Linked DNA regions of Homo sapiens: region 1 is linked to region 2. Evidence: read pairs that join two places in POLR2A ChIA-PET (ENCODE). Cell type or tissue: A673. All regions are shown on one strand. Each heading gives the region's core, and the rest is flanking DNA. Links, peaks and the distances in the headings are about the cores only.

The links. ChIA-PET counts read pairs that join two places held together with the same protein. Peaks named below come from ENCODE experiments on the same cell type or tissue, not always from the same donor. Only the 100,000 strongest peaks of a DNase experiment are listed, where the experiment ranks them.
Region 1: POLR2A ChIA-PET joins it to region 2 with 5 read pairs; 3 of 35 experiments call an interaction of 5 or more read pairs at or near these places.

Annotation. Positions count from the first base shown.
Region 1 is chr15:91,245,636-91,250,033 of GRCh38, forward strand. The region is part of intron 2 of SV2B (synaptic vesicle glycoprotein 2B); the gene reads left to right. It overlaps LOC105370972 (a long non-coding RNA gene), which reads right to left and starts at 442. Exons shown (of 3, transcript XR_007064760.1): 1 at 1-442. In A673, for the core only: a CTCF peak has its summit at 2,150 (motif pointing left); a DNase peak (open chromatin) is centred at 2,116.
Region 2 is chr15:91,188,554-91,192,951 of GRCh38, forward strand. The region is part of intron 1 of SV2B (synaptic vesicle glycoprotein 2B); the gene reads left to right. Among named protein-coding and RNA genes, the nearest start is that of SV2B, 90 kb to the left of the region's middle. In A673, for the core only: no CTCF peak of the experiment used is centred there; no DNase peak of the experiment used is centred there.

The DNA.
Region 1 (4,398 bases), core at 104-4,103, 57 kb after region 2:
AGTGTCGAACTCTCCTCAAGCAAAATCAACATGGTCCCTTCGTCCAGGAGTTTACAGTCACAGGAGTTTGGCAAATATCAAACAAATAAATATATAACATCAAATAGAGACATGTGATACAAAGGAAAAGCAATAGTATGCTGCCAAAAGACTATCAGGGACGACTGAAATTTGGAACAGGAACCAACAAACTGTGGTCTACAAACCTATGACCAATTTTTTTTTTAACATTTTTAAAGGGTTGTAAATTTAGGAATAATAATATGATGTGACAGAGACCATAGAAGATTGGCAAAGTACATTTTACAAGTAAAATATCTATGCTCTGTCCCTTTATAGAAAAAGTTGGTGGAGCCTTAGTTTGGAACATCAGGGATGCCTTTCTAAGGAGATGACATTTAATGTGGGAACTGAAGAAATATGAGTTAGCAAAAAAAAAAAAAAAAAATCCCCCCTTCAAAGTCTTGTTAGAGGAAACTTCGAAAATATTTTTCAAAAAAAGCTTTTTATTGGAAGCTGGCTTCTTCTCCAGGTAAGGAGAGAGGGAGGTCTATTTAAAGGGCATACTACTAAAAATAAGTTTCCTATGCTATTCTCTATCCTTTTTCCTCATATTCCTTTAGTATATGATTGGCTTGTTTTTAAAATATCACCATCTTATTTTTATTTTTCTAATCCTGTGGCTTTCCAAGGTCCTAGACAATTTTAAGCTGTACTGCTAATAACATCAATAGCAGCTTTTATTAAATGTGCATTTACTTTGGTGCCAGGCATTTTGCTAGATACTTTAAATCCACTCCCCTATATAATCCTAACAACTCTGCAAAGATGGGCACCGAATTTTACAAAGATGTAATAGTGGTCAGAGAGGCTGAATGGGCTGCCCACAGGCATGCTGTGGTAGTCATGGAGCCAGGACCATGGCCCAGATGTCTCAGTCTCAGAACTGGGCTCTTTCTTGCATGGTGCCTGTCACTGCAGGCTCCTCCCTCTTCCAAGGAGGGGTATTCTATTTCCTTTGTTGTGTTACCACCAATTAAAAGTCTTTTCCACTCCACCACATCGCTCCTCCTTTCAACCTCCTCCTCCTCCTCCTCCTCCTCCTCCTCCTCCTTCTTCTCCTCTTCCTCCTTTGCTCTGCAAGTAGCAATCCTGGTTTTCAATTTCCTCAAAAATCTCAGTATATTAAGGGATCATTTCCCTAATATGCCACCGAGCTTGTTGAGTGAAATTGAGGGAAGATTGAATTTCTGGCTTTCTAACTAGTTCCTTATCTGCTTCACACTAAGGTAATTTTTGATAACTCCACTGCACTCTAATTTTCCAAATGTATTTTTTAAATTTCTTTTGCTAAAGACAGATTTTAAATGAGTCTAATAACATAGCCATTCCAGAGACATTGTTAATTTTGTATTTCCCTTCCCTGGTGATAGGCTCATTTTTCCTTCATTCTTCCTTTTCCTAGACTTCAAAGACAGCATTTGAGAAGCTCTTCTTATTCTCTCTGGTACCTCCATGACCTTGGACAGTGAGGTTTAGTAGTGAAAGCACAAGGCCTGGAGCCAGGAGACCAGAAATGCAGTGCCAGCAGGTCCTCGGCCAGCATTGAGGTTCTGGGCAAGTTATTGACCCTTTCTGGGGCTCAGCCTCCTCGTCTGGTAAAACTAAGGGGTTGGATTCAACATCTAACTTGTAAAGTTTTTCAATTTGTCTAGGTGTCTAGATCAGTCATGGGATAGTCAGGAGACAAATCATACCAGTTACTTGAAAAGAGAGATTTTAATGTAAAAATTATTAACAGGATGGGTGAAACGCTTTTGAAAAGTTTCACTGAGGTAGCAAATGCAGGGAGAAGCTACCTCCCCTAGGGCTTGGAGAATAAAGGAAAGAGATTGGAATGATTATAACTTAGAATCTTGAAAAGGGGTTCCATAAAGCTGCAACTCAGCTCTCTTAAGAGAGGCCCTGGCTGGCAGTTGCTGGTGTTGGAGAGGAGAATGAAGTGCAATGTGGCCTCTGCTAATTGGATGCAGCTGCTATCTAGAAAGGAATTGCTGCAGTCAGGCTGAAACCTACAGGGAACAGAAAGGACAGGTGCTTTCTTCTTTCCCCAGCCCTGAAGCCTCCCTCTAGCGCCCTCTATTGGCAGAGCCTAGCAGAGAGTGGCTGGCAAAACTGACCGGGATTTGTGGACCAAGTAAGGTCTAGGAGGGTGGCTTTGGAGCTGAGGGACAATAATTTCATAACTGCACAGTGTTCATTGCTAAGATTGCAAACTGGTAGGTTAGAAGCCACTTTTTTGTTAAGGATATCTTTATTATTATTATTCGATTCTTTTTAAAGTCATTTATCATAGTCGTACATATTTTGGAGCACCTGTGATATTTTGATCCATGTGTACAATGTCATAAAGATCCTTGTCACGCCTGTAATCCCAGCACTTTGGGAGGCCGAGGTGGGCGGATCACGAGGTCAGGAGATCAAGACCATCCTGGCTAACACGGTGAAACCCCGTCTCTACTAAAAATACAAAAAATTAGCCGGGCGTGGTGGTGGGCGCCTGTAGTCCCAGCTACTAGGGAGGCTGAGGCAGGAGGATGGCGTGAACCCGGGAGGCGGAGCTTGCAGTGAGCCGAGATCGTGCCACTACACTCCAGCCTGGGTGACAGAGCATCTAAAAAACAAAAAACAAACAAACAAAAAAATGCCTTGTATGGCCTTAAGTAGTTTAATCAAACATTTGTGTCTGAGTTTATGTTTTTAATCTGCATATCTTCTTCCTTGGAAATCCACAGTACTTCATCTTTCATTATTTACATTTTTAAAAAATTAATTTAAAATTAATGAATGGGAAGGCAACTTGGAGATCATCTCTAGTTCAGTAATCGGTTTATAAATGAGGTGATTAATACCCTCAGAAAGTGAGAGGTTTTGCTCCCAAATCATACAACTAGTGAATGAGATCTTTGGGTTCCAAGGCCTGGATTCTCATCATTATTTACTGTTTACAGGAGGACAGATGTGCTCTAGCCTCTTGCTACTCAAAGTGTGGTCCCCAGACCAGCAGCACTGGCCTCAGCTGGCAGCTTGTTAGAGATGCAGAATCTCAGGGCCCATCTCAGGCCTGCTGGATCAGTATATGATTTTAACAAGATCCCCAGGTGATTTATGTGCACAGTAAAGTTTGAGAAGTGCTGAAGACAGCTTTATTGAAGTAAAAGAAAAAATAGACTTTTATTGGATGCTAGTGTTTTTCTCTAGGGTGGACTCAGGGTGTGGGGTGTGGAGACTAGTTCTCAGCAAATCTCTGGAGCACTCCTCTAAGTCTCTTTTCCCTCTCCCTGCTTTCAGTTTATGGGCCCATACACATACATGCAAACACCCATGTGCACACACACAATCACACGTGCATGCATCCATACATCTACGTTTTCACACACACACACACACACACACACACACACACACACACATGTTTATGATCTGGCTTCTGTCCTACCTTCTAGCCTGAACCCTCACCAGATTCCCCTACATGAACTATGCTCTACTCACGCTAGGCTACTTACAAGAAGTTGCCCGAACATATCAGACTTTCTTTTTGCCTCAGTCACCAAATGGAAATCAGACTAAATTCTGTTTGTCTTTCAAGAACAGCTCAATGTCTTTCTCTTGGAAGCCTTCCCACATTGAGTGAATTATATCCAAGGTTTGCTCTTCTTCTGGGTTTTAATAATACCTGACAGATACCTTTATTGAGCACCTTTTTTCTCACTCATAGATAATCATACATTTTATTGTTTATCTCCTTGAAAGGATGGAACCATTCCTCACTTGACAAGCAATACTGGGGGTGAGCAGATGAAGAAAGAATGAACTAATGTAAAGAGAAGGAATCTAACAAATGCTTATCTGTAAAGAGCAGCAAAGTGTAATAGTTAAAGGATCGAGTTGGTTTTTTGAAAAGATAAACAAAACTGACAGACTTTTAGCTAGACTAAGGAAAAAAGAAGGCTCAAATAAAATTAGAAATGAAATGAAAGAGAAGGCATTACAACTGATACCACAGAAATATGAAGGATCACAGGAGATTATTATGAAAAATTGCACACAACCAGTTGTGTAATCTGGAAGAAATGCATACATTCCTAGAAACATGCAATCCGCCAACACTCAATTATGAAGAAATAGAAAATCTTAACAAACCATTAATGACTAAAGAGATTGAATTAGTAACCAAAAACCTCTCGACGAAGAAAAGCCTAGGACCTGCTGGCTTCACTGTTGAATTCTACCACACATTTAAAGAATAAGTAATGCCAACCTTTCTCAAACTCTTCCAGAAAATTGAAGGTGAAGGAATATTTACAAACTCATTTTACAAATCCAGCATTACTCTGA
Region 2 (4,398 bases), core at 317-4,316:
ATCCACCCACCTCGGCCTCCCAAAGTGCTGGGATTACAGGCGTGAGCCACCACTCCCGGCCTGAATGTTCCTTATTTTGAACATGAATATGTCATTTGAATAGTGTAGGTTACTTAGGGCCCGCTTTTTTTGAAAAAGATTAATCTGAACACTCTTATTTTTATGCCCCATCAAGTATTACAGGTTTTCTTTATTATTGTTCTCATGACCTAGTAGCTTCTAATACTAAGTTCTTGAGGATATATGTACATCCTATTTTCTCTCTTATTTTTATTAATTTATTTATTTTTGAGATGGAGTTTTGCTCTTGTCATCCAGGCAGGAGTGCAGTGGTGCAATCTCAGCTCACTGCAACCTCCGCCTCCCAGGTTCAGGTGATTCTCTAGCCTCGGCCTCCCAAATAGCTGGCATTACAGGTGCACACCACCATGCCTGGCTAATTTTTGTATTTTTAGTAGAGACAGGTTTTGCCATGTTGGTCAGGCGGGTCTCAAAATCCTGACCTCAGGTGATCCACCCACGTTGGCCTCTCAAAGTGCTGGGATTACAGGAATGAGCACGGCTGTACGTCCTATTTTCTACCTCAGTTTTTTTTCTCCAAATGTCATTTTTTTTTCCACCTCTTACTTTTTTATAGACTACATTTTGTTCATGGCACACTGTCATAATTGGTCCTTGGAAAAATGTCCTGTATTTTGTGTTATTCTAGTCATTTTTTCCTCTCACCTCCGTCCCCATTTACCTCCTTTCGTAGGCATCCATTCCAACACGTTTAGTAAGTCCACTTATGTATACTCATAAAATATATGTATTGTTTTATTTTTATGTATTTTATATACATAAATGGCATTGCACCGTGGTTTTGTTTTGTTTCTTCCTTTTTCACACAGTGCTATTTTAAAAGATCTACCCATGTTTATTTATATATGTATATATGTAGTTCGATACTTCTGACATTATAAAAATGTCAGTTTTCTCCAAAGTACCTTAGCACTACAATCTAATTATAAGAAAATCCCTTCTTTATCATGTTACCATCTCACACATAAATTTGGTAAGTCTTTCCATATGTTCAAGCCTTTTAAAAGCATTCTTTGAAAGAGTTTTAGATTTTCTCTGGAAAGGGCTGGTTCACTCCTTTTAGAAAAATTCCAGCCGGGCGCGGTGGCTCACGCCTGTAATCCCAGCACTTTGGGAGGCCGAGGCGGATGGATCACGAGGTCAGGAGATCGAGACCGTCCTGGCTAACACAGTGAAACACTATCTCTACTAAAAATACAATAAATTAGTTGGGTGTAATGGCGGGCGCCTGTAGTTCCAGCTACTCAGGAGGCTGAGGCAGGAGAATGGCATGAACCCGGGAGGCGGAGCTGGCAGTGAGCTGAGATTGCGCCACTGCACTCCAGCCTGGGCGACAGAGCGAGACGCCATCTCAAAAAAAAAGAAAGAAAGAAAGAAAGAAAAATTCCTTGATATTTTAAAGATTTTATTGCTATTTTGTTTTATCTTATTTCATATTATATTTTCTTGTTAGTTATTGCTGATAAAGAGAAATGCTATTTTTTTAAATTTTATTATTATTATACTTTAAGTTTTAGGGTACATGTGCACAACGTGCAGGTTTGTTACATATGTATACATGTGCCATGTTGGTGTGCTGTGATTTATGTTCATCTTTTATCTATCTACCTTGGATTATTACATCTATATGAATGATCTATGTAAGTGGTCATATCATTCATCAATAGTGATCATTATACCTTTTCATTTTCAGTGTTTTCTTTTTTTTTCCTTTATTTCTTTTTCTTGCATAATTGTCTTCTTGAGGACCTCCAGTACTATGTTTTATAGTTGTGGTAAAAATGCGCATTATTTTTTTGTTCATGATCGTAAAGTGAATGCATGGAAAATTCCCCCATTCAGCAGGATGTTTGCAGTAGGATTTTGGTAATCAGTATTTATCTGTAGTCATAAATACTTATTTGGAGTGCCTTCTATTTCATTCTGTTCTAAGTATCTTTAAATTTTCATTTTTGTTTCTTCTTTCTGCCAAAGGCAGAATATTTCTTAGTTTTCAGACATATGTTGTAGGTTTCTGATGTTCCCGTTTTATGGTCAGAGACATAATCTCTATGAAGCTTCTGGTACATTGTAGGATTTTGCAAATGTTCCATATGTTGTCAATACACCTATGCACACAAACTTTTTTTTAGTTCTTCTGTAACATGACTTTTCTTTTAGTCTTCTTTATGTTTTTTAGTGAAGGAAATATTACAATCTCCAGCTACAATGGTTGATTTATCTACTTCTCTCTGTAGTTTTATCAATGCTGCTTTGTGTATTTGGATATTATATTATTTAGAGGATTTTGTTCATGATCATTATAGTTTCTTGATCTAGTGTTTTGTCTACCTTTATTTATCATACCTCTGTCCTTATGATAATTTTTGCCTTAAATTCTATTTAGTCTGATATTAAGATGGTTACCCTGGTGGTTTTTTTGGTGTTTCTTTTTTTTTTTTTTTTTTTTTGACAGAGTCTTGCTCTTGTTGCCCAGGCTGGAGTGCAATGGTGCAATTTGGGCTCACTGCAACCTCCGCCTCCCGGGTTCAAGCGATTCTTCTGTCTCAGCCTCCTGAGTAGTTGAGATTACAGGCACTGGCCACCACACCCAGCTAATTTTTGTATTTTTAGTTTCAATTGACAAAAACTCCCTCTTTGATCAAACTTTGTACAGGCTCCTAGTAATCTTCTTCTCAATTAGGTCTTGTCTTTGGCCTGCTGAGCCCAGTTCTAGCAAAGAATCCTACTGAGATAGTTTAGAGAGAACCCTTCCACCCTGATACATCATCAAGTTATTAATCCCCCCCACCTTCATATCGAAGTACTTGCCTAACCTTTAGCAAGAATCTTGTTAAGCCAGTTTAGCAAAAATCTCTCTACTCTTGGTACCTAACTAAGTTCCTCTCAGTAATTTTCTACCCACTGACCCCCTTGTCTGCTTCTTGGCTGTAAATCCCAAGGTGTCTCGCTGCTTTTGGAGTTGAACTCAGCTCTGTATTGAAGTCTCTCTCCCCTACTGCGGTAGCTCAAATACAATTTATCTTGCCATTTGAAACAAATGTCTGGTGCAAAATTTTTCTCCTGCATAACCTCTCCATGTACTACTTTTGTTTTAAATACATCTCTTATAGGCAACATTTTGCTGGATATTTTTCAAAATACAACTTGAGAATCTCATCTTTTAATCAGTTAGTTTGACTTTTTATATTAACTAGTTATTACATTAGTATTTATTACTCTATCTCATTTTCTTTTTGAAAAACATTTTACACATCTTTTATAAAGATTTTTCTCTGTCTTCCTATTTTCCACTGGATACGTTAAATTTTATTTTATAAGTTTTAAAGTTTGAGTTTTATTTTTCTGGCGGTTACCCTTAGATTCCAGATCTTCCACCAGAGTGAATATATTAGCGTGTTCTTACCTCATGCTGGTCTCTCTGTCTCCTGCCCACTATCATATTAGTATTGATCTTTAGTTCTAGGATTTTATACATTTTTAAAAGTCATTGCTTATTTAAAAAATAAACCTTGTTAACATATTTATTCACTTTTCCTTCCATGCCTAGCAGGAAGGAATTTATTTTCTCTTTTTGTGGCACTGTTTGTCCTAAAAATTATTTTCAAAGTGTGTCTTTGTGTAATAAGCCCAGGCCTTGAATGACTAAAAGAATTTTCATTTCACTCTCGCATTTGATTATAAATTTGGCTGACATACAATTCTATGCTTTCTTGAATTCAGTTCCTCTCTAGGATTTCTGTTCCTTTCTCTAACTCTTTGTCAATAGGACTTCTTGAGTCTAGTGTTTCTGTCCTGAGGTCTGAGGTCAGTCTTGGAAGTGACTTTGGCCTCTTTAAACTTCAGGTTCCTCATGTGTAAAATGAGATAATATCAATATGGGTTTCACAAGGGATGTGATGAGAAATCAGTGAAGTAGTGTGTGAAACAATGTGACATTCTTGATGTGTTTATGAACAACAGTCTCTGAGTTGCTCCTAATATGGCTTTAAAATGGCTAACATAATTCTTCCCTTTAAAAAAGGATGGAGAAGAAAAGGGGAAGGCAGGTGACATTTTCTTTTATTTCACAAGGTAAAGGGAATTCACTCCAATTTTTCCCATTTTACAAAATCACAGAGTTTTGCTCGTAGTGGACAGATGAATGACTTTCAGTAACTTCTTTTTACGATGCAGACCTTAGGGACTGACACGTGACTCATAGCTTGAAACCAAGCTGTGCTATTTTTCCAGGCACCTGCTGTGCAGGCTCCTGAGGCTGGCCTGGATGGATGCAGTACATTGGCTTGGGCAGTTCAAACCAGTCATTTGCAGGCT